2 separate regions of the Homo sapiens genome follow, and region 2 is linked to region 1. A link is a loop called in an ENCODE intact Hi-C map of the cell type or tissue named here. Cell type or tissue: endothelial cell of umbilical vein. All regions are shown on one strand. Links, peaks and the distances in the headings refer to the core of each region. The heading gives the core; the rest is flanking DNA.

Region 1 (11,588 bases), core at 2,049-10,048:
TGCAGTGGTGTGATTTCAGCTCACTGCAACCTCTGCTTCCTGGGTGAAAGCGATTCTCCTGCCTTCGCCTCCTGCCTAATTTCAGCTGTGAGTAGCTGAAATTACAGGCATGCGCCACCATGACTGACTAATTTTTGTACTTTTTGTGGAGATGGGGTTTTGCCATGTTGGCCAGGCTGTTTTCGAACTGGCCTCAAGTGATCCACCTGCCTCAGCCTCCCAAAGTGCTGGGATTACAGATGTGAGTCATGGCACTCGGCCTATAAACCCTTCTTAAACCTGACTCTTCTTTCTTTATATAAAAACTGATAGCCAAAATGAGATTTTTACTTTATAGCTCAATAGTAACTGTCTAAATTATGAAGTATATCGTTTTCAGCAATGAAAAAACAGGTTCAATAGGCCAGACGCGGTGGCTCACACATGTAATCCCAGCACTTTGGGAGGCTGAGGTGGGTGGATTACCTGAGGTCGGAAGTTCAAGATCAGCCCGACCAACATGGTGAAACCCTGTTTTTACTAAAAATACAAAAAAATTAGCCGGGCGTGGTGGCAGGTGCCTGTAATCCCAGCTACTTGGAAGGCTGAGGCATGAGAATCATTTGAACCTGGGAGGCGGAGGATGCAGTGAGCCAAGATTGTGCCATAGCACTGTAGCCTGGGCGACAGAGCACGACACCTTCTCAAAAAAAAAAAAATAAGAGAATAAAAGGTTCAATCAACATTTTTTTTTTGTTTTAAGAATAGTTTGTTTTGGGATATGATTCACATACCATAAAATCCACCCAATCAAATAAAGTGCATAGGTCATTGGTTTTAAATAGATTTACAGAGTTCTGCAACCATCGCCACTAAGGCTCTAATTTCAGAACATTATCACTCTAAGAAGAAACCCCAGACCCATTAGCAGTGTGCCTTTCCTTCACTCTTCCCTCCCCCAGCTCATTAATCTACTTTTGCTTTCTGTAAATCCATAGAGAGATTTGCTGTGAGAGTGTGAAAGTGGCTGTAGATAGTACGTAAACTGCCCATTCCAGAACTTCATGTAAATGGTATAACACAATATGTGATCTTTTGTCTCTGGCTTCTTTCACTTAGCGTAATATTTTCAAGTTTCATCCATGTTGTGGCATTGATCAGTATTTTATTTCTTTTTATTGTCAAATACTGTTCCGTTGTATAGATATACCACATTTTTTTGTGGATTTGGATTGTTTCCACTTTTTGGCTACTGTGAATAATGCTGTTATGTACATTTGTGTACAAAATTATGTGGACATGTTTTTATATACCTAGTGGAGTTGCTGGGTCATATGGTAATTTCCATTTATTTGGCTTCAAAAATATTTTTCTTCAAGGTCTTGAGATTATTTTTCTTTGTTTAAAGCTATTAACTTTTATTTTATTTTATTTTTTATTTTTTTGAGATGAAGTCTTACTGTCACCCAGGCTGGAGTACAATGGCAGGATCTTGGCTCATTGCAACCTCCACCTCCTGGGTTGAAGCGATTCTCTTGTCTCAGCCTCCCGAGTAGCTGGGATTACAGGGACTCGTCACCACGCCCGGCTACTTTTTTGTGTTTTTAGTAGAGATGGGGTTTTGCCATATTGGCCAGGCTGGTCTCAAACTTCTTATTTCAAGTGATCCACCCGCCTTGGCCTCCCAAAGTGCTGGAAGTACAGGCGTGAGCCTGTGCACCCAGCCAGCTATTAACTTTTAAAACAAACTTGTTGAGAGAAACAGTGCCCTATGCTTTAGATTCCATGGTGGTCAAAAAAAAAAAATTAGAAAGCTGAAAATCAAGTTAGTGAACTTACTCATGCTGCCCCTTTGAAAGTCCATGTTCCTTGGGCTACACTTGACATTGCACTGTTTTTACTCTTCAGAGGACTAAGTGGTATGTTTTTTTGAAATTTCACGGTAGGTAAATGGAACAGACTATCCCAGATTGTTTCAAGAGTATGAACAGTGATGAACAAACCTTGTTGTATTGGAGTACTGTGGTATGAAGGTGCTGACTGTTCTAACCCGCCCTTATTACACATAATATTCATGACTAATGCCTGGGTGGCTACTTGTAAAGCAGGCATTATTCAGACAAATGTTGCTTTTACCCCTGTGAGAAGAAAAGAGAACACACCCTGCATGGGTACGTGTGTCTTTGTTTCCAGAAGCCCCTTAGAAAGGGAAGGAAAAAACTCACATCCTTGAATTCAAATACCTCTGTTTCTTAGTACTCCATTTTAATATTGTAGTGATTAGAGTCATTGAATCCAGGCTGGTACTTGGCTCTAGACCCTTTGCTTTCTGATGAGGGATATCTCTATTCTAATGGTATCTTGTCTACTATAAAGAAGAAAACAAAACATGACTTAAAGAAAAGAAAAGGTCTCCTCTCTCAGTCCCTTTCCTCTTCTCCTTTTTTCTCTAGTTTTAAGAGTTGAGAGAGTGAATATTCCTCTGGTTGGTCAGCATACCTCAATTTACAGATAAAAGAATAGACCCTTGGAGAGTCACATGACTAGCTTGAGGCCAAAGGCAGCTGGAAGAGTTTGAGGTTTGATTTCTAATCTGGGACTTACACAACAGGGCGATTCCTCCTTGACTCAAGAAACCTGGGCTCTGATTGGTAAAGTTGCTATAAGAAGCCTGAGAACCATGTAATTTATCTCTAGCTGCGAGATATCAATGCCTTATGCTTTGTGTTTGCTTCCACCGTGTAGAGTTGGGGAAAGCATATGTCAGTGGGATTTTCAGTTCTTGAGGATTTGCAGGCCTAAATTCAGGAAGTTTTTGTGTTCACAGCATTCTTATAATGATGTGAAATCTGACTACTTAACTCTTCTCCGTGGTGCTCTGACAAACTTGCCTTATTTGCTGTGAGTTGAAAGGATAAAACAGACACACACTTTAATTTTTCCCATTTAACTCTTCACATACTATATTCATATAGGTTTTCACTGGATGGGGAAAGAGAGCAGAGGTCGGCAAACATTTTGTAAAGGACAGATTTTGTAAATGCTTTGTGGGACATATGGTCTCTTAAAACTAGTAAGCTTTGCTGTGAGTATGAAAGTGTCTGTAGCTAGTATGTAAACAAAGGAGTGTCACTGTGCTTCAATACAACTTTATTATGGACACTGAAATTTGAATTTCATGTGATGGTCATGTGTCGTGAAATATTATTGTTTTGAATTATGTTTCCAGCCATTAAAAAAATGTAAAATCTCAGCCGGGCACAGCGGCTCATGCCTGTAATTCTGCCACTTTGGGAGGCTGAGGCAGGCGGATCACTTGAGGTCAGGAGTTCGTGACCAGCCTGGCTAACATGGGGAAACCTTGTCTCCACTAAAAAAAAAAAAAAAAATACAAGAGTTAGCCAGAAATTGCTTGACCCGGGAGGTTGCAGTGAGCCGAGATCGCACCACTGCACTCCAGCCTGGGCGACAGAGTAACACTCTGTCTTGAAAAAAAAAAAAAAAAAGCCTACTCTTAATTTTTTTTCATGGGCTGTAAAAAAGAGTTAATATCCCACTGGCAATAGCATGTGAGCCCCTGCCTAATAAATACTTGTGCACCAGTGGAAGAAAAGAAAAAAGAAGCAAGCAGATTTCTTAAATTGTTTTGTGGTGAAACCTCTGGTTTTTAAACTACAGGTTGGGAGTGGGATCAAGTTCTGTCTTTCCTGAATAGCTTTTTGACAGCCTCTCTAGGGCTCAGTTTCCTTGTCTCTAATCATTCTCTAGCTTTAACCTTCTAGAGTCTGTTTTCATGCTGAAAAGGGTTAGAGTCTATGATTATATTTGAGGGAGGAGTGGCATTTGTGTAATATTTAACCTGATCTTTCTGCCACATACCCCGTCTATGTGTGTGCCTTGGGAATAGGCCAGTCATTGCTTCATTGAATCATTGAATCATCCTCTCCAAATGTAAAATAGAACAAATTCCTGTATCTTATGCTTTGCTACCGGCTTCAAAACCAGTAGTATGGTAAATTTATGGCAGTTTTCTAATAAATGTAAATAATCCATTTAAATTCTTATGGAAGTTTTGTAACATTCTCTAAACGTGTAATGGTCAGAGCATAAGAACCTCTGTCGAGTGGCACTACCAAGGATTTAAAGAAAAAAGCTACAGCTGAGTTCTTGTTTTCTTTAGTCCTTTAGTCTGCTATCTGTCATACAAACTGAGGAGTAATTTTTCATTCCTTAACCTGTTTGACACATGTATTGTAAATAAATCCTTACTTTAAAGGTCCAGTGCTGAAAATCATAGTTCATGAAGGAATTAGACAGTATCTGCATTCGTTTACTTATATTCTCAGAGAAAACACAGGTATGTGTTAAATGCTGCAGATTTCTTGATAGTCTTTACTGATATTTCTTTATTGGGGTGAAAATGTTCACAATTTTTGAGGCAAAGTTATTACTTTACACATATTGTGGTTTATTCCCATTAATCATTTTATCATTTTATTTTAGCCAAAGTTTTAATGCCCATTGCAATTTAATATTCATCATTACCTCCACCTGTATGCTTTACTGGTTTGAAGGTATTCAGATTACCTTTCGTTGTCATCTTTTTTTCCTTAGTGAGTTAATATATATCAAGTACTTAGATCAGAGCCTGGCACAAAATAAGTACAGCTTAGTATTATTATTAGTTTAGTAACTTCAGATTACAATATGCTATTCACTTATTTTAGTAACTAGTGGAATATGGTGGTTCAGACTCAGTTACTGCTTCTTGAACATGTTATAAAAGCTTCAGGAATAGTTTCTTACATTAATTTGAAATTGAAAGACATGGAACTTGTTTTGCTTCTGAGACCGTTACAATTTGAAAGAACCTTAAAGATTTTCTGAAGTCCAGCACCTTTGCTTTATAAGAGAAGAAATGGATTCAGGATAGTTAAATGACTTACCTTGTTTCACAGCTAGTTAACTGTCAGCTGGACTAGAACCCAATTTCTATGTGAATAATTTTTCCCATTATACTATTTCCTGAAGAATCATCTGAGGGTACACTTGGGAAGTCCCATCCACTTGGTTTAGGATGGGTTTTTGCGTTTTAAACAAGCATCCCTGAATGATACTTAATGCATGCTAAAATTCTAAAGCCATTGCATTATACTTTCATGCTTTTGGTAATAGTTGGAGAAACTCCTTTAGCCATTTTAAGATGTAAGCTGATATACTTTAAGTCTCATGTTCTTACTATAATCTGTTTAGCTGCAACTAAATACCACTAAGATGATGTTTCTCCAAAATGCTTGCTTTTGGTGCAGAAATTAGGAAGATTTTTTAGACCTGCCTTTTATTTCCTAAAGAATGATATGATATTGAGCCAGATGCTGGAGGCAAGCAGGAGATGACATTGAATACTTAAGTTCAGAAAAAGTTCAGAAAAGAGGGCCGTCTGACACCATTCGCCTTCATAGTATGTCCCAGTACTGCAAACCAATATCGTATGTTGTAGGGATCTTTTCTCTTCAAGATATGGCCAAGTTCATTAGGAAGGACCTTCTCTCCCTGGGGCATCTGTTCATTGAAGTATCTCAATAATAGTTCCTTTTCTGAATGCTCTTTGCATAAGCTTATTAGCCGTATGGAACAGTTAATTCTACAAACCAGTATATATTGTCAGGGCTCCTATGGTCCTAACAGTCAAACACTCAAGAACAACTATGTTCAAGGACAACTGTAAAATCCCATGTGTTGAGTATTAGGCTACTGGGAAAATCTACTCTTTATTTAACATACCTTCCTCAATCAAGAAAGCATTTAAAATCAGAACCATGATCTTTTTTTTTTTTTTTTTTTTTGGCAATTATACAGCCAAACATCAAATTAACTGAATTTCCATTCTTAGTTATTTTTACAACAGTATTCATGTTTTTTTCTTCAGGACTGTAGTAAGGGCATTGTTGGTCTTAGAATATTGCCTGTTAATATCTTCCTGAACTATGTCCTTTTATTATATTTAATGGAACACTCTGTTTTCTTTCTGTTGTCTAAAGGGGGCGAACTTGTATTTCCATCCCTAGTCTAGGAATTTGGTTGAAAGCTTTTGTATTGTGTGGCTGTTCACAGACTTCATGCTCAGCTGCCGTGGGAAAATATGACAGCCTCTAGGCTATTTGGTGACTAATCCAACAACTTATAATGCTGATATTCAAAATGGCTTGTACGTCCCACCCTGTTATTTAATAGTTGTCAGTTTTTAAAAAGGTCCTTTAAAAATGTTTCTGCCATCATATTCACATAGTTTTGTGGTGTGTGTGTCACCTAGGGAAAGGCAAATTGCCCACTTTCTGAGTTGCCAGAAAGTCTTATCTGCATACATTTTTGGCATGTAAGAGAGGCAGGCTCTCCTTAAATTATCCCATATAGGTCCAAAGCTAGAGCTAGCATCAACCACACAAAATTTAATTCTCAGTTTTTTTCATGTAGATTTTTTGGAGACTCTCTGTATCTCCTCTGAAATGGAGAGTTTCCAGGAAATTATCAGCGGCTCCTAATACAAATTTTTAATACAATTGTGGAAAAGAAGTACCTCAGAGAACCCCAGACCATAAAGTCACAAGTGGCAAAACTATAAACTTAGTGTAAAACTACCCATAGATAATGTATGTAAAGGTATAATTTAATGATCTAGTTGTACATTTTTAAGTGACCTTAAGCAAGTTATTTAATTTCTCTGATCTGTGTTTTCTCCTTTGTGTAATGGTTAATCTCTAGTTTCTTCCAGCTCTTAATTTTTGACCAGTGTGTGATTATGAAATGATTAGAATAATTTAAAAAATACTGTAATCCCAGCACTTCGGGAGGCTGAGGCAGGTGGATCACATGAGGCCAGGAGTTCGAGACCAGCCTGGCCAACATGGCAAAACCCCATCTCTACTAAAAATGCAAAAAAATTAGCAGGGCGTGGTGGTGCGCCCCTGTAATCCCAGCTACTTGGGAGGCTGAGGCATGAGAATTGCTTGAACCTGGGAGGTGGAGGTTGCAGTGAGCCAAGATTGCACCACTGCCCTCCAGCCTGGAAGGCAGAATGAGACTCTATCTCAAAACAAAAACAAAAAAACAAAAAAACAGAAAACCAAAAACAAAACTGAGGATATCTTACATTTGGACCAAAAGGACAATCATGAGGGATTTTTTTTTTCTTTTTTAAATTTGAGACAGGGTCTTGCTATGTTGCAGATCTTGAACTCCTGGGCACAAGTGATCCTCCTGCCTTGGCCTCCCAAGGTGCAGGATTACAGGTGTGAGCCACCATGTGGGAATTTTTTTTTTTTTTTTTAAATCACACATTCTTTAACCCAATCCTTAACTAATCACTTTTGTCTTAAATGTTTTCCAAGGTGTTTTGTTCTGGGATATTAAAATCAATTATATTAGAATCTGCTTTTTTCTTTCATAGAACTGCTGAATCATAGGTCATATGTGCATTTTAGAGGGGATGTGTGTCTCATGCCACCCCCTCTTGAGTGAAAATAACTGTATCTGAGTCTTACCACTCTTTCTGTCTACTACTTACACTCATTTCTCTTTTGTTCATTCGTATTATATTGACAGCCAATGATAATAGCTAAGTATAAGGGAAAGATTATGGAGCCCAGTGAATTAGGGTTTTAACCTAGTTTTGCCAACTACCAGCTGAATAATTTTGATTCATTTATTTAGAGGCTGTTTCCTCATTTGTAAATTTGGGATATTGATGCCTGTTACAAAGGTTGTTTGTATTAACTAGAGTTAGGAAATTCTAGCCTATAATAGGCATTTTAAATGCAATAGATATAATTCTAATCTCATTTTAAAGTAACTCAGAATTATTAGGCCCATCTTAAGACAGTATGAATGAGTGATTTTAGATAATGATTTTTAAATGGTCTTGGAAGAAGCTATCAGTTATATCAGGCCACAGTGGTACTCATTTAACTTTCCATGTCACTTTATGTTTACTGCAAGGGTGTACTAATTTATTCAGTACTCAGTTCAACAAATGTTCATTGAACTCTGTGCTAGGCCTCAGATATGCTGAAATGAAAGTAGATGAGTCTCTGCATTCAAAGGCTCATATTCTAGTAGGAAAGGCAATTATTAAACCAGTAAATCAGACATATTCTCAAGTGTTAAAATACAGGTAAACATATAGGTGCTTGTGAAAAGATAACTTTCAGTGAAATGGACGCTAAATTCTCCTTTCTAAGGAAGTTTTTAAAGAATATTATATTATTTTTACACTGTGGGAATGAAGATATATGCATTATGTATCAGAAATATAGGCTTGGGCGTAGCCATTATTTCTACCAGTAAATTTGGAAGGGCTACCAATAGGTGATCTCTTAGAAAAAACTATGTATTGCTTGTAGTTCTAAGTTCTGTGTTGCTTACTGATATAAATATGACTTAGAGCTGCTTGTTTTTGCCTGTAAAAGAGAAAGTTTCCATAGTAGAAAATTAAAAGAGAGATGTCATTTGATCTTTGAGAAAGGCCTAGGTCCACCTCAGGGATCTACCTGGGTACCTACAATTTAGGCAGTTTTAGATATTCCATATTAGGTTTTGATTGTGGATTTTAACAAGAGTCTAGTGATATGTCGCTAGTTGACCACCAGAAGAGTAAATGTGTACACTATTTACGGAGTTGTCCACTATATATGGAGTTGTCTACTTTATCCAGAAAAAGTTTCAGGGTCACCAATTTCAGATGTTTCTAGTCTCCTAGGCTGCTCAATTTTGTGATATTAGCCTGTGGCTTTAATTTCATTCATTTATTCATTTAGTAAACATTAAATGATTATTTTTCCCTGGACAAATTATTGCATCAAATTTGGAGGGTTTTTTTTGTTTTTGTTTTTGTTTTGTAGAGATAGGGTCTCACTTTGTTGCCCAGGTTGGAGTGCAGTGGCGTGATCATAGCTCACTGCAGCCTCAACTTCCTGGGCTCAAGTGATACTCCCACCTCAGCCTCCAGAATAGCTGAGACCACAGGTGCGAGCCACCACACCTAGCTAATTTTTAAATTTTTGTAGAGACACGGTCTCCACAATGTTGCCCAGGCTGGTCTCAAACTCCTGGACTCAGTGACCCTCCCACCTCAGCCTCCCAAAGTGCTGGGAATACAGGCATGAGCCACTGCACCCTGCCAAATACCAGATAATTTTTGAAAGTTAGGTATCCTTTTTGCCCTCAGCATACCTAGAATCTAGTTAAATTTAAAAAAGCAAACATATACAGATATAATCACAATACATGAATGCAGTATATGAGACATGTTATCAGATACCATTAATGTGCTATAGGAGATCAGAGAGAGGAATACTTCTTGAAAAGTGCCTGTCTGAAACGTAATGGTGTTTCCTTGGTGAGACCCATGTTGTACCACAGGTGGTATCAATAGTCTATTGGCAAGAACAGGGATAGCTTCAGGGAGCCATTGATATGCTTTCCAGCCTTGTAGTTATTTTTTTACTTTCACAATACGCTCAGCCCTTCGAAGATCATAGAATTGCCTAAGGATTGCCAGAGACACATCAGTTTGCAAGGTAACTGATCTGGCAGTAATCCAGGTTAAAAAAAGAAATTTCATTAGGACTGAAAAACATAAAATTTACCACAGAATATGAAAAATGGAAGTATTCAGTAGTATATGAACCATGTGGAAATTGAAACAAGTAGTATTTCTGTTTAAATATTTCCATTCAGCCATTGAAAGTGTGTGTTCTCCCTTCCTGCCTCTTTCATTTCATACAGTGATGTAGACATTTTGCTTCCATTCTGAGGACACCCAAAACCCTATCACTGCTGTGGACCTGAGCAACTGGGACAGTGTCTTAAGTGTACATATGAAGTCTTCAAAGAAAGTTAGTTGATGGTGAAAATGCCTTTCATAAAGTTCAGGGCAGAGAATACTCTTATGAGCACATTTAAAATATCTAAGTTTAAACCTAACTCAGAAGTCAGAGTAAGCCAAAATGTTTATTGTATTGATCTTCTTTTTCTGTAGTTGGCATTTGCTCCTGACTGAGTCATTAGTATTCATATATATATTTAAGAGTTTTGAAAGCATAGTTGCTGGGTGTAGTGACTCACAACTATAATCCTGGCACTTTGGGAGATCGAAGCAGGTGTATTGCTTGAGCCTAGGAGTTCGCAACCAGCCTGGGCAAAACCCTGTCTCTACCAAAACTACAAAAATTAGCCAGGCGTGGTGGCATGCTCCTTGGGAGGCTGAGGTGGGAGGATCATCTGAGCCTGGGGAGGTGGAGGCTGCGGTGACCCATGATTATGCCACTGCACCCTAGTCTGGGCAACAGAATGAGACCCTGTCTCAAAATAAAATAAAAAACCTAGTCACTCTGGGGTTGGAATTTGGGGTTATGGAGGTATAAAAACGAGTCAGACTTTTCACATGTGATTTCAGTGTTTGTACTGAAGATGGTTGCAAAAGATTTCTCTAACAGTTTGAACTAATTATAATAGGAATAATTGGGGTAAATTGTATAGCTTCACAGTTGGCCTTTATGGTTAAATACGTATTTGAAAGGATAAATTTGGCTTGGCGCTTTCATTTATGTGAGATACGTGTGTATGTGTATGTTTCTTTTACTGTGTAGAGTATGAAGTACCTTGGGAGTGGCACATCTGGGAAGTTTTTGCTGAACCCCTTCTCTGAGGCAGAAAAAAAACATGGTGGAGAGGCTAAGTAGTTAAAAATTATGAATTATTTTATTGCTTGGAATCCCCTTGAAGAAAGATAGATTAGTAGAAAAACATACTTGAACTGGAGATGTCCTGTTCCCTTTTGATTTATGTAAAAACAGCATGTGATCAAAAAATTTGTAATGGAACCATTTAGAGGTCTTTTCTATTTATACTCCAGATTCTATAACTATGGGAATCCAAAATCTTCCAAAAATAATTGTTCTCATTATAGAATATTAGTTTAGGGAGGAATTTTAGTGAGCATGAGGCTTGTGCCCTTTAATTTGCAAGAAAGGAACTGGAGTCCCCAAAGAGCTAGCATGCTCAAAGGGCCTGCCATCATTTGTGATGCCCAGGAGCCTCTCCTTGCCCACCTCTGTCTTAGACATCACCTGTCACTGAAGTAAGCTCCTCAGTGTCACATGGTAAGCCAGAGGCACACTGGAAACCTCTCCAGTGTTTCTGCTGGAGATTCTTAAATAGGAAATTCTTAAATAGGACCATCTTTACTGGTCAGTGACTTTCCTCTACTTTATGAAATCCTTTAATCCTTACTCCCCATACATTAAGAAAAATTATGGGAAGGATACAGCTGAATGTGTACGCTTGATCCCTTTGTTGTGGTTGATGAGCTGTGTGCATCTGCTGCACTGGTGACTCTGCAGTACTTCCTTTTAGCAAATTGCCTTCTGATACAGATACTTGGAGGCTTGTGGCTGGGCCATGGGCAGATCACGGTATAGGGTGATCTGGGTAGACTGAGGATTCCCACTTCCTGTTGCCTTCTCCTTTCCTGAGCATGGCATCTTTATTTTTGGGTGTGCTTGTTGTGTGTTACCTTCCTTGAAATTTAGTGAAAATTGTTACCTACCAAC
Region 2 (11,588 bases), core at 2,071-10,070, 140 kb after region 1:
TGCCTGGATCCAGCGCTTTATTCTTTCCTTTACATAGCAATTTATTTATTCCCAAAATAAAAACTAGTAGATTCCAGCTGTTGCAATAAAGTTGTGGTCAAGCCAGCGGCAGAACGATAGGTTTTCTGGCCTAGAATGCCTCCTGTAGAGATAGGAGTTGGTGTTTAGTCATTTTCACCCCCAAGTGAATTCATGCCAAGAACAGCCAGTACTATGTTGGGTACTCTTTGAAAGGGGTGGGATTGTTTTTCTCTGATCCACTGACACTGATCATATAAACTTCAAGATTCAATGAAGTTAAAATGTGTGTCTCTGCTTTTTTGGGGGGAGGGGGAGGGTGCAGGCACCTGAATTATTTAAAAGTAAACTTTAAAAAAAAAACTTTTTCATAACTGATGGCAGTACACAGAAAATTGCAGTAGTTTAGCCTAAAAAAATTAGACCTCCCTAGGAATCAGATGTCCTTGCTTCTGTTTTCTTCATAGCTTTGCAGTGAATTCCACAGAAAGGGGATTTCAGTTGCGGCAGAGGTAGAAGAAAAGGTGGGGCATGGACTGCATAAATCAGTTCCATCCTTTCCCAGGGAATTGTGGACTTCACTTTCCACAGTGAAGATGTTACATAGGGGCCAACCTGCTAGCTCGAGATAGACTCAACTCCAGAGACATCAAACCATCCTCAGGAGACTAGTGGAAAATGTTACTACCTACTCCTAGAGGATTAGTCAGAGCTAGAGTTTAAGCTGACTATTGCATATGGAGCTGAGGAAAGAGCCCTATATTCACATGTACCTGTAAGACTGGAAGGCGCCTGCCTGTGTGGCCACTCTTTGTTCTTTTGAGGGCATGGAAGACGTCTTTTCATTAGACTTAGATATTTCTATACTTCATCTTTGGGCAGCATTCCTGTCTCCTGCCCCACACCTTTCCCATTACTGTAATTAGAAGTCGAAAAATATTGCAATCTGAGTATTTTTTGGAGTATCCTGCTATGTGTTGCTGTTTAACATCTGTACAAGTCCAGCTTTTCAGCTTTATTCTTAAAAGTATTTTATTCTTAAAATCTTGTCTTATGGGATATATCTTTCTAGGACTGAGTACTTAAACTTTTCCAAAACAAGGCTTTGGTGATAAATCCCATTTTAAAATGCTGCTAAAAATCTGGTGACCAGATCTGAATCCTGGAGAACTGTAAAACTGTTGCTTTGGAGGAGTGTGATCTCAGATCATAGTTTGCCCGTATAGGGGTGTATGTGTTGCTGAAACACCCTTCAATAAAAAACCTTCTGACTGTGGGTAACTATTAAGTAGTCATCGTTTTATCTTCCCTTCTCCCATTTCCATTTTCCAGAGGTTCAAGCAGTTCTTCTCACTGACATTTTAGTTTTCCTTCAAGAAAAAGACCAGAAGTACATCTTTGCATCATTGGTAAGCTGAATTGTTATTTTTGTAATAGTATTATAAGCAGCTAGTTTAGTTATGGAATGTAAGCACTATGTTATTGCTCTCCCCCGCCCTCTTAAAATTAAATGGCTCAGGACAAATTCCTCTGAGTAATTTCCCACATGCCCTCAGAATTTTCTGGCATCCCCTCTTCCCAAAAAATTATTATTCTGTTTCATCACAGTCTTCTTTTAGTGTCTTGGACATCTGACTATTTGATCTATGAAGAAACCTGGTCACTGGAGCATTTCTCACATTTGAGCCCATAAATGGTGCTCATGTATAATATTGCTGACTGGATTCTTTGGGGAACCTGGAAAGATTCATCGTGTGGAAAACATGACTGGAACCTTTAGAGCCATAAATTACTATTTCCCTTTTGAAATCTTTTTTTGTTAAAATCTGAATGAAATAAGGAGATACTTCTCTTTATCCTAAAGTAGCCCTTGTTTTTCAAACTATGTGCTTTTTTAACAGCATCTGGTCTTACCTTAGATTGAAGCTGTCCTTCAGAGTTAGAATATTGTATATGTATCTTTTATTTGCCCTCTTCCCTTTTTCCAGGACCAGAAGTCAACAGTGATCTCTTTAAAGAAGCTGATTGTGAGAGAAGTGGCACATGAGGAGAAAGGTTTATTCCTGATCAGCATGGGGATGACAGATCCAGAGATGGTAGAAGTCCATGCCAGCTCCAAAGAGGAACGAAACAGCTGGATTCAGATCATTCAGGACACAATCAACACCCTGTAAGTTAACCACCAGGCCCCACCCTTCCCAGCCCTCCTGATGTCTCTGTGTGATTTCATAACAGGCTGGACTGTGACCAGAGTAATTGACATCTTAGGAATTTTTTGTTCTGTCTTGTTTGGGTTGTATTAGGAACAGAGATGAAGATGAAGGAATTCCTAGTGAGAATGAGGAAGAAAAGAAAATGTTGGACACCAGAGCCCGAGAATTAAAAGGTGAGGCATTGCGAGTGGTCTGAGCCCCTTGTCTGGAATGTCTGCAGTTGCAGAAGACTGCTGGTGGATTTTAGAGGTACGGGTTTGCCCTCAGTTCTAAAGCTGCCCCAGCAGGCACTTGAAAGCAGCAAAATGAATAGCTGTTAACAAAAGAGAAACCAAGGCCAGGCTGACATGGGTCCTCGTAAAGAATGGCTGCAAGGATGTTTCCAGTACTGGATCAAGAGAATATTGATTCTCTTGACTCAGGATCCGTGTTCTCAAACCTCATGACATTCTCTGTACTTTGTCACAGGCGAATTTGCCAAAATTTGTAGTCACATCTAAGATTAAAACAAGGAGAGAAAGGAATTTGGGGAAAAGAATTCTCCAGTTAATCTGATTTAATCCTCCCCCAGTCCCTAGCGTTATCACTTATCCGCATGTTTACAAATGAGTTGTGAGGTGAAGTTTTGGGAGCAGGGTATGTATCAATCTATGTTTGACCCTTATTTATTGAGTGCTGACTGTTTTGTGTAGTCTTGTCAGTATCCCTGCAACACAGGCATTCTAATCCCCATTGTGCCGATGAGACAGTCGAGGCCCACAGAGGACAAGCTACCCAGGGTTAACGTGTGTAGTTAGTGGGTAAGCCAGAATTCTATTCCCTGTCTTAGCAAAGCCTGGTACTCACGTATGTAGTTAGTGGCTAAGCCAGAATTCTATTCCCTGTCTTAGCAAAGCCTGTTGCTCTTTTCTCTTTGCCAGTGGCTTATCGAATGTTTCAAAGTAAAGACTATGCTTTGGATAGAAATAAGGCTTAGAGTTAAATAAATGTAAGCACCTAAGGAGTTTGGTTAGGCCTTAAAGCCATACAGATGATAGCATTCTGTCTCACTGAGGGGGAAATTAAAAATATGGACAGCTTTAGACCAGAGCCAGAGTTATAGCAAATTTATTGGCCCATGATTAGGATGACAAGGATAAAAATCTTCCTTCTTTAAATTTTGTCAAGTACCTGGCTAGGCATACTGCTAGGTACAACAGATGCAAAGATTCCTTAAAAAGAGCCCTTGCCCTTGAGAAGCTCACACCCTAGCAGGGGAGACATACATCAATGATGGGCCACACAGTGATTTATTAGACCACAGGCACAATTAGCATGTGTGGGATCTGCTCATCCTGCCTCTAGTAAGTCTCACAGAGAAGCTGGTGCATGAGCTACATCTGAAAAAAATTATCTCAGCACACAAGAGTGGTTATGTGCAAAGGTGAAAAAGGACTTGACATGTCTGCCAAGGAATGACAGGTTCGGTGTGTCTGGAGGGTCAGGGCTAAGGGATGGGATCTTAAGCTGGAAATGCACCAGGTATTAAAAGGCAACAAGGGACTCATGTAATTAAAAAAAAAAATTTTTTTTTTTAACATGTTGAAGATAGTTAGGAGAGTTGCTTGAGGGAATGGGAAGCCACTGGAAGTACAAAGACCATTTGGAAGACTGTTAGGATAGGTTAAGTGAGAATGAGCTGGAGAAGGAAGAGATGTAAGAAATAAGGTCATTAAAATCTGATCAGTTGGCCAGGCTCGGTGGCTCATGCCTGTAATCCCAGCACTTTGGGAGGCCACGGCGGGCGGATCACAAGGTCAGGAGTTCGAGACCAGCCTGACCAACATGGTGAAACCCCATCTCTACTAAAAATACAAAAATTAGCTGGGCGTGGTGGCACGTGCCTGTAATCCCAGCTACTTAGGAGGCTGAGGCAGGAGAATCGCTTGAACCCGGGAGGCAGAGGGAGGTAGAGGTTTCAGTGAGCCGAGGTAGCACCACTGCACTTCACTTCAGCCTGGGTGGCTGAACAAGACTCTGTCTCAAAAAAAAAGAGTCTGGTCGGTTGGTGGTAGGACAGAGTAAGGAGACAGAGTCTCTCACAGGTTTCCAAATCAGGTGACCTGGAAGATGAAGAGTTGTTGACTGAGAAAGAGATTCCACACTAAAGGGAGGAGGTAGTGGGCTGGAGAAAAGATTGGTTTCTCACGTGCTGAGAACAAGGCATCTCAGTAGAGGTGGCCACGTGGGCGCCATGGTCTGCTGCTAAGAAAGGGGAGGGTTTTTGATGGTTTAATGAATTATCAGCATATAGAAGGTCATTGAAGCCATGGGGATGAATGAGATCCTCAAGAGGAAAGTGGGTAAGGTAAAGAAGACAGCTCAGGCCAGGTGCGGTGGCTCACACCTGTAATCCCAGCACTTTGGGAGGCCAAGGCGGGCAGATCACCCAAGGTCTGGAGTTCGAGACCAGCCTGGCCAACATGGTGAAACACCATCTCTACTAAAAATACAAAATTAGCCAGGCGTGGTGGCACATGCCTGTAATCCCAGCTCCTTAGGAGGCTGAGGCAGGAGAATCGCTTAATCACTTGAACCCAGGAGGTGGAGGTTACGGTGAGCCAAGAGTGCACCATTGCACTCCAGTCTGGGCAATAGGAGCGAAACTTTCCGTCTCAAAAAACAAAAACAAAAACAAAAAAAAAAGAAGACAGCTCAGGATGGAGCTGAGACAGGAGCCCAGATAAGAGATTCCATTGCAGATGGCAGATCTGTAAAGTGTCCTGAGAAAGAATGGTAGGAAGAGAACTGGTGTCCTAAAAGCTAAAGAAGGAAACATGTTTTAAAGGAAGAAGTAATCATCAATGCTGGAAAAAACAACCTAAAAGACCTCATTGGATTCAGTCATGAAGTTGAGCTGGGAAAGCAGTTGCAGAGTGGACAGAAGCTAGAGAGTAGTGGGCTGAGAAGTAAACAGGGGACACGGGAGTGGAAGCAAAGTGCAGACTTGTTATGTCACAATTTCCATGGTTTGCCAGAAAGATCCAGAATGGTTTTCCAGATAGAAATCACAGAACAGAAACAATATTGCTGTCTTGATGAAAAAGAAAAGGCAGTGTGGGTGGGGAGGGTGTCCTGTCTTGTCACTTTCCATAAATTACCACAAGGTGGTGCTCGTGTCTTAGTCATTCTCGTAATTACTAAACACCAATCAAATCACAGATCATTTTCTCCTTCCTGCAGAACAACTTCACCAGAAGGACCAAAAAATCCTACTCTTGTTGGAAGAGAAGGAGATGATTTTCCGGGACATGGCTGAGTGCAGCACCCCTCTCCCAGAGGATTGCTCCCCAACACATAGCCCTAGAGTTCTCTTCCGCTCCAACACAGAAGAGGCTCTCAAAGGAGGACCTTTAATGAAAAGTGCAATAAATGAGGGTAATTAACATTCAGCATTGCCCCCTCTTCATCTACTCCCAGAGTGGTTTACACACTAATATTACCTGCCAGTTTTTACTTTTTTACTTTAAAGCACAAATGCAGAAAATTACCCAAAACAAATATTTCACTATAGTAAATTATCAGGTGAATATCCTTTTAACCACTACTCACATCAAGAACTTAAAGGGGCCCTGAAGCCCCTTCCTCCACATGCTCTGTCCCCATCACACCTCCCTCCCTCCAAAAGGAGCAGTTATTCTGACTGTTTTTTAATTAGTCACTTATGCTTTTTTTTTTTTTTTTTTTTTTTTGGCAGGATCTTGCTGCTCTGTTTCCCAGGCTGGAGTGCAGTGGTGCAACCTCGGCTCACTGCAACCTCCCCCTCCTGGGTTCAAGTGATTCTCTTGTCTCAGCCACCCAAGTAGCTTGGGACTACAGATGTGCACCACCACACCCAGCTAATTTTTGTATTTTTCACAGATACAGGGTTTCACCATGTTGGCCAAGCTGGTCTCAAACTCCTGACCTCAAGTTATCCACCCACCTTGGCCTCTCAAAGGGCTGATATTATAGGCGTGAGCCACTGCACCCGGCCATTAATCACTTACTTATATATCTTTATGGCTTAAGTGCCTACTCCTAGACATTATAGTTTAATTTGCTTATGTTTTTTGATATGCATCTTAAAATTCTTAATTTACAGTTCCCCCCACCATCTTTTTTTTTCCATATAATTTATCTTTGAACAATCTGAGCTTTTTGACTTAGAGAGTTTCCCACAGTTTGGATTTTATTCATACAGTCCTGTTGTCTGTTTCCTTCAGATTTGCAGCTGGATTCAGAGGCGTAATTAATTACTCAGACTTGATCTCTTTGGTAAATTGTGCCCTTATAGTGTTGTGTTCTTTCATTGAGGAGGCATAAATATCTAGTTGTCTCTTTTTTTGTGACATATAAGAAAAGATAAAAGGATAAATTCTTGATTATTTTTCCCCTCCATTTATTTACCAGTTTTTAAGACCATGAACATCTTCTGAAAGTGACCCATAGTTTTTATTATGGACTCATGAATTGAAACATGTTTGATGGGGCCAGGCACGGTGGCTCATTTCTATAATCCCAGCATTTTGGGAGGCCGAGGCAAGTGGATCACCTGAGGGTCAGGAGTTCAAGACCAGCGTGGCCCACATGGTGCAACCCTATCCCTACTAAAAATACAAAAATTAGCCAGGTGTGGTGACATGCGGCTGTAGTCCCAGCTCCTCAGGAGGCTGAGGCAGGAGAATCGCTTGAACCCAGGAAGCAGAGGTTGTAGTGAGCTGAGATCGTATCACTGCCCTCCAGATTGGGCAACAGAGCGAGACTATCTCAAAAAAAAAAAAAAAAAACGTTTGATGGATTTCAAGTCATTGCAATTCCTAACCTTATTAAAAGCTCAGAATGTTCCTTTTGTGAACACCTCTTTCTTTGGCTTCTAGTCCTGTGGACGTGACCATAGTAGTCTTTTAGAGCTACTGGTATAGTAAGTTGTTCCAGGCTCATCTTAATTGTTTTCTGCCCCAGTCCTGGTATCAGCCATTTCTCCAAGAGTTCTGGATTCTTTAAGTGGGAAATTATATTTTCAGACCACAGTCTGGGTACTGGGAGTGGTCATTGCTGCTAGGTTGATTGTTACTAGGTTGGGCCTTTTCAGTGGACAGAGCTTGGGGAAAAACATATATATAACATTATATATATATTATATAACATAATATAACATTATATGTTTTACATCATATATAATTTAAATACCTATTGAACATAAAATGTGTATATGAAAATTTATATTTACACTTTCGAATTCACATTGATATTCTTAAACTGTGGACTACAGTGTTTGTTTTTTTAACTAAACCTATTTAGTATTACATCTCTATTTCCTTTCTTTCACATTGCAAATCCTTGTTCTTAAGGATACATCATAGAATTCGAATATTATATATTTACTTTCTGGCTTTATCCAACCTATTACTCATAACTGTTAGTAATACTAATAGTATTACTAATTACTATTGCTAATACTGTTAGTAATACTAATAGTATTACTATTACTATTAACTAATACTAATTTACTAATTACTATTGCTAATACTGTTAGTAATACTAATAGTATTACTAACACTATTTTGATAATAATATATTCTAATAGTAATGCTGCTACCACTACATATGACTTTTACTTGCTGTCCGCATTCTCCCGTTTTTGAAAAAATAGTTGTGCTGTGTCTACGCTGTCAGTTTATAACTGTTACATGCCATATGCTCTCCTTGTAAGCCTTGACCATAGTCTTTGTTCTGTAAGTGAACATACTTCATGCTTACCAGAAGTTCTTAGGTCAGTCACCCTCTAGTCATGTGGATATGTGAAGCTGATTCTCTAGCATGTGCCTCAGGAAAGGTTCATGAGAGTAATAGTCCATGAGCTCTTTCATGCTGGTAATAATTTATGCCCTTTATACTTGAAAGCCTATTTTGCTGAATATAAAATTATTGGCTTGTTCATATTTTCTTCCCCAAGGTATTAATTACTCTCAAGTATGTTGTTTTATTTTTTTTTCTGGCATAAAGTATTGCCATCAGAGACTGATAATAATTTGATTTTCCCCATGTAAGTAACATGCTCTTTGCCTAGATGCCCAAAGGATTTTTTTCTAAGTACAAGTAGTTTTACAAGAATATTCCTTGGTATTTGTTACCCTAGGTTGATGCTGTCAGGTTCACAGTGTTCTGTTTTCATATGTGGTTTCAAATTTTTCAGATTTCAGGAAGTTATTTTTGAATTATAATTTGTACTATTTTCCCTGTTCCCTTTGCTTTGGTCTTCTTCAAGGTCTCCATTTATCCTTATGTTGGACCTTCTTTGTCTATCTTCAGTGTTGGTCACTTTCTTTTAATACTTTTGATCTCTTCATCTTTTTAATGTTTAAATGGTCTTCCTTTCACCTTCTTTTTTATTAAGCCATTTTCTGCTGGGTTAATTTGCTCTTATATTCTAGTTTAGTTTTGATTTCTATAATGATTGTTTTTCTTTTGTTTGTAGCTTTGCTATTTCATTTCTGTGTTTTCTAATTCTGACCTAAGTTAGTTCTTTCATGTCTTTTGTCATTTTCTTTTCTTTCTTTTCTTTTTTTTTTTTTTTTTTTTTGAGACAGAGTTTTGCTCCTGTTGCCCAGGCTGCAGTGCAATGGTGCGATCTTGGCTCAGCCTCAGCCTCCTGAGTAGCTGGGTTTATGGGCATGCACCACCATGCCCGGCTAATTTTTTGTATTTTTAGTAAAGACGGGGTTTCTCCATATTGGTCTTGAACTCCTGACCTCAGGTGATCTGCCCGCCTCGGCCTCCCGAAGTGCTGGGATTACAGGCATGAGCCACTGCACCCAGCTGTCTTTTGTCATTTTCTTAATGTGTTTTGGTCACCTATTTTATGGACATGTCTTTCCGATGTGCTTTTATTATCTGTAGAGAAGTTAGACCCTGTGTTCTCCCCACCATCACTCCCTGTTCTTAACTTTATATGGGATTTGACTTCAATATTTTCTATTGCTCATTTTTATGTGAAATTAGTGTCTTAAGTTTACAGGTTCAGATAGCTTTTCTCACACCATAGGACTCGTCTATCATTTTTGTGTAGTTTTTCTTTTTTAATATGGCTTGTCTTATCAGATTTCCTGCTATTGGTTCCCTCCCTTATTCCACCTGGCCCTTCTTTTTCTTTATCTTTTTATTTTTCTCCTGTTTAACTTTTATTCCATTTTCTCCACTTTCTTCTTTCTGTGAGCCATACCCTAGAAAAGAACCCTAGTGGGCCAGAGTTGAGATGCAAATTCTTAGACTACTCTAGCCCCTTGAACTCACTCCATATTGGCAAAGCCAGAAATCCTGACTGTTTTACTTGCTGTTCTCAAATCAATCCATCTTACTTTCCAGGGAATATCTTCTGTCTGCTTTGGATATGATTCCAGAAGCCATGTCACTTCTAGTAAATTACTCTGCCTTCCCTGTACACTTTCAAATTTCCTAGGCCTCTTGCATATAAAGTGGAAGGTCTCATCTCTAAATTTCTAGTAGAATCCAACTAAAACACATACCCTGAGCTGAGACCCTTCTCTGAGCAAAGGAACTCACCCAGTCACTCTTTGGAACTTTCAAGTCGTGCTCTTTGTACGTATCATATATACTATGAACTTGTTTTCCCCTCATTGAAAGATAAGATGTCAGCTTTGCATGTTTCCTTTATTCCAGTGGAGATCCTTCAGGGTTTGGTGAGTGGAAATCTGGGAGGCACACTTGGGCCGACTGTCAGCAGCCCCATTGAGCAAGATGTGGTCGGTCCCGTTTCCCTGCCCCGGAGAGCAGAGACCTTTGGAGGATTTGACAGCCATCAGATGAATGCTTCAAAAGGTAAATGATGTGAAGTCATGAGCTTTTATAGGCAATCCTTGACTATCTCACACAACTCAAAATGACTTGTACTTTAGTAGCTACATCACCGCTCCCAATCAGCAAATTTCTTAGTGAGATTTCAAGACACTCAAGAGCTTGTCAGTCAGACTCATATTCATTTTGAGTAACAAAAAAGATTTTCCTAAGATCTCAGCTAAAAGAGTAATAATACATGTTCCTGCTTCCATTTCTTCTGCATCCGTAAAATTATTAATAATCACTTAGCTGCCACCAAGCAGCTCCCCCTTTTTGGGGGCATCAGTAGGTTTCAGACATACTACATCCCCAAGATGCCTATATGATATTCTTTCCTTGGCTAATCTGTTTCACAACTTTAAAAAAAAAAACAACCCTATTTTTTGTTTAGGAGGCGAGAAGGAAGAGGGAGATGATGGCCAAGATCTTAGGAGAACGGAATCAGATAGTGGCCTAAAAAAGGTATTTCTCTTTAAAATACACCATGAACCTCCTTGGCACTTTCCTCTGAATTCATAACCTTTGAAATTATTTCACTTTGATGTTGTTTTCGATGCCTGAATTGCTGCTTTTAATAAAATTATTTTCAGGGAAAATCACATTTTTAAAACAAATAGTACAGTTAAGAGCTCCACATTATTGGCTGTTTGGCCTCACTGGCTTAGGGCAGTGTGTTTACATTCATAACTCTACCATGGTCCTGGCAGGACCAGTTTCATTAGGTTTGTTTCAGGTGCTCCAAACCGACCTGACCTCCTTACAAGGTATCAGTGATAAATAGTTCAACCTCTTAAACCTTCACTACCTTAGTGAGAGGCTGTGGTAGAAAATGGAAAGCTACAGCCTAACACAGAAACACACTGAATGTCATTTTTGCATCAAGATCTTCATTTTTTTATATGTATGTTTTTTGTTTTATAGGGTGGAAATGCTAACCTGGTATTTATGCTTAAAAGAAACAGTGAGGTAAGGACATTATGAACTATTTAAGAAAATATGTGTTTGTTGTCATTGTCAAGTTAGGAATATTGTTTTTTCCTTTTTTTTTTTTCTTTTTGCTGTTACAAAGAGGCTAACTGCTGGCTATCATCTGTATGTGTAAACAATACAGTTGTCAGTTTCCTTGGCCTTTCCCCTGTCTTTGGTCCTAGGGGCACCATCTTGGAATTTTGCCAGTTAGAGAATTGCCTGCTAAGATGGCCTTTGATTCGTTTCTTTGATTCTCTGTCCTTAAGGAAGCCTCTTGCTGTTTTTTTGTTTGTTTGTTTGTTTGTTTGTTTGTTTGAGATGGGGTCTCACTCTATCGCCCAGCTCGCTGCAACCTCTACCTCCCAGGCTCAGGCAATCCTCCAGAGTAGCTGGGACTACAGGCATGCCTGCCACCATGCCCGGCTAACTTTTGTATTTTTTGTAGAGACAGGGCTTTGCCATGTTGTCCAGGCTGGTCATAAACTCCTGGACACAGGCAGTCCACCTGCC

Evidence for each region. Hi-C counts contacts between places; a loop is a spot of excess contacts. Peaks named below come from ENCODE experiments on the same cell type or tissue, not always from the same donor. Only the 100,000 strongest peaks of a DNase experiment are listed, where the experiment ranks them.
Region 2: it touches region 1 in a loop (7-fold over the local background); 2 of 110 quality-filtered maps call a loop at or near these places.

What each region holds. Positions count from the first base shown.
Region 1 is chr15:85,586,243-85,597,830 of GRCh38, forward strand. The region is part of intron 8 of AKAP13 (A-kinase anchoring protein 13); the gene reads left to right. Among named protein-coding and RNA genes, the nearest start is that of LINC02883, 170 kb to the right of the region's middle. In endothelial cell of umbilical vein, for the core only: a CTCF peak has its summit at 6,029; DNase peaks (open chromatin) are centred at 2,099 and 6,109; H3K27ac peaks cover 574 bases.
Region 2 is chr15:85,725,060-85,736,647 of GRCh38, forward strand. It overlaps AKAP13 (A-kinase anchoring protein 13), which reads left to right. Exons shown (of 37, transcript NM_007200.5): 27 at 1,351-1,427; 28 at 2,007-2,188; 29 at 2,322-2,404; 30 at 5,454-5,648; 31 at 9,933-10,091; 32 at 10,501-10,571; 33 at 11,031-11,075. Among named protein-coding and RNA genes, the nearest start is that of LINC02883, 28 kb to the right of the region's middle. RefSeq lists an enhancer at 1,308-2,507. In endothelial cell of umbilical vein, for the core only: a CTCF peak has its summit at 5,372 (motif pointing right); a DNase peak (open chromatin) is centred at 5,382.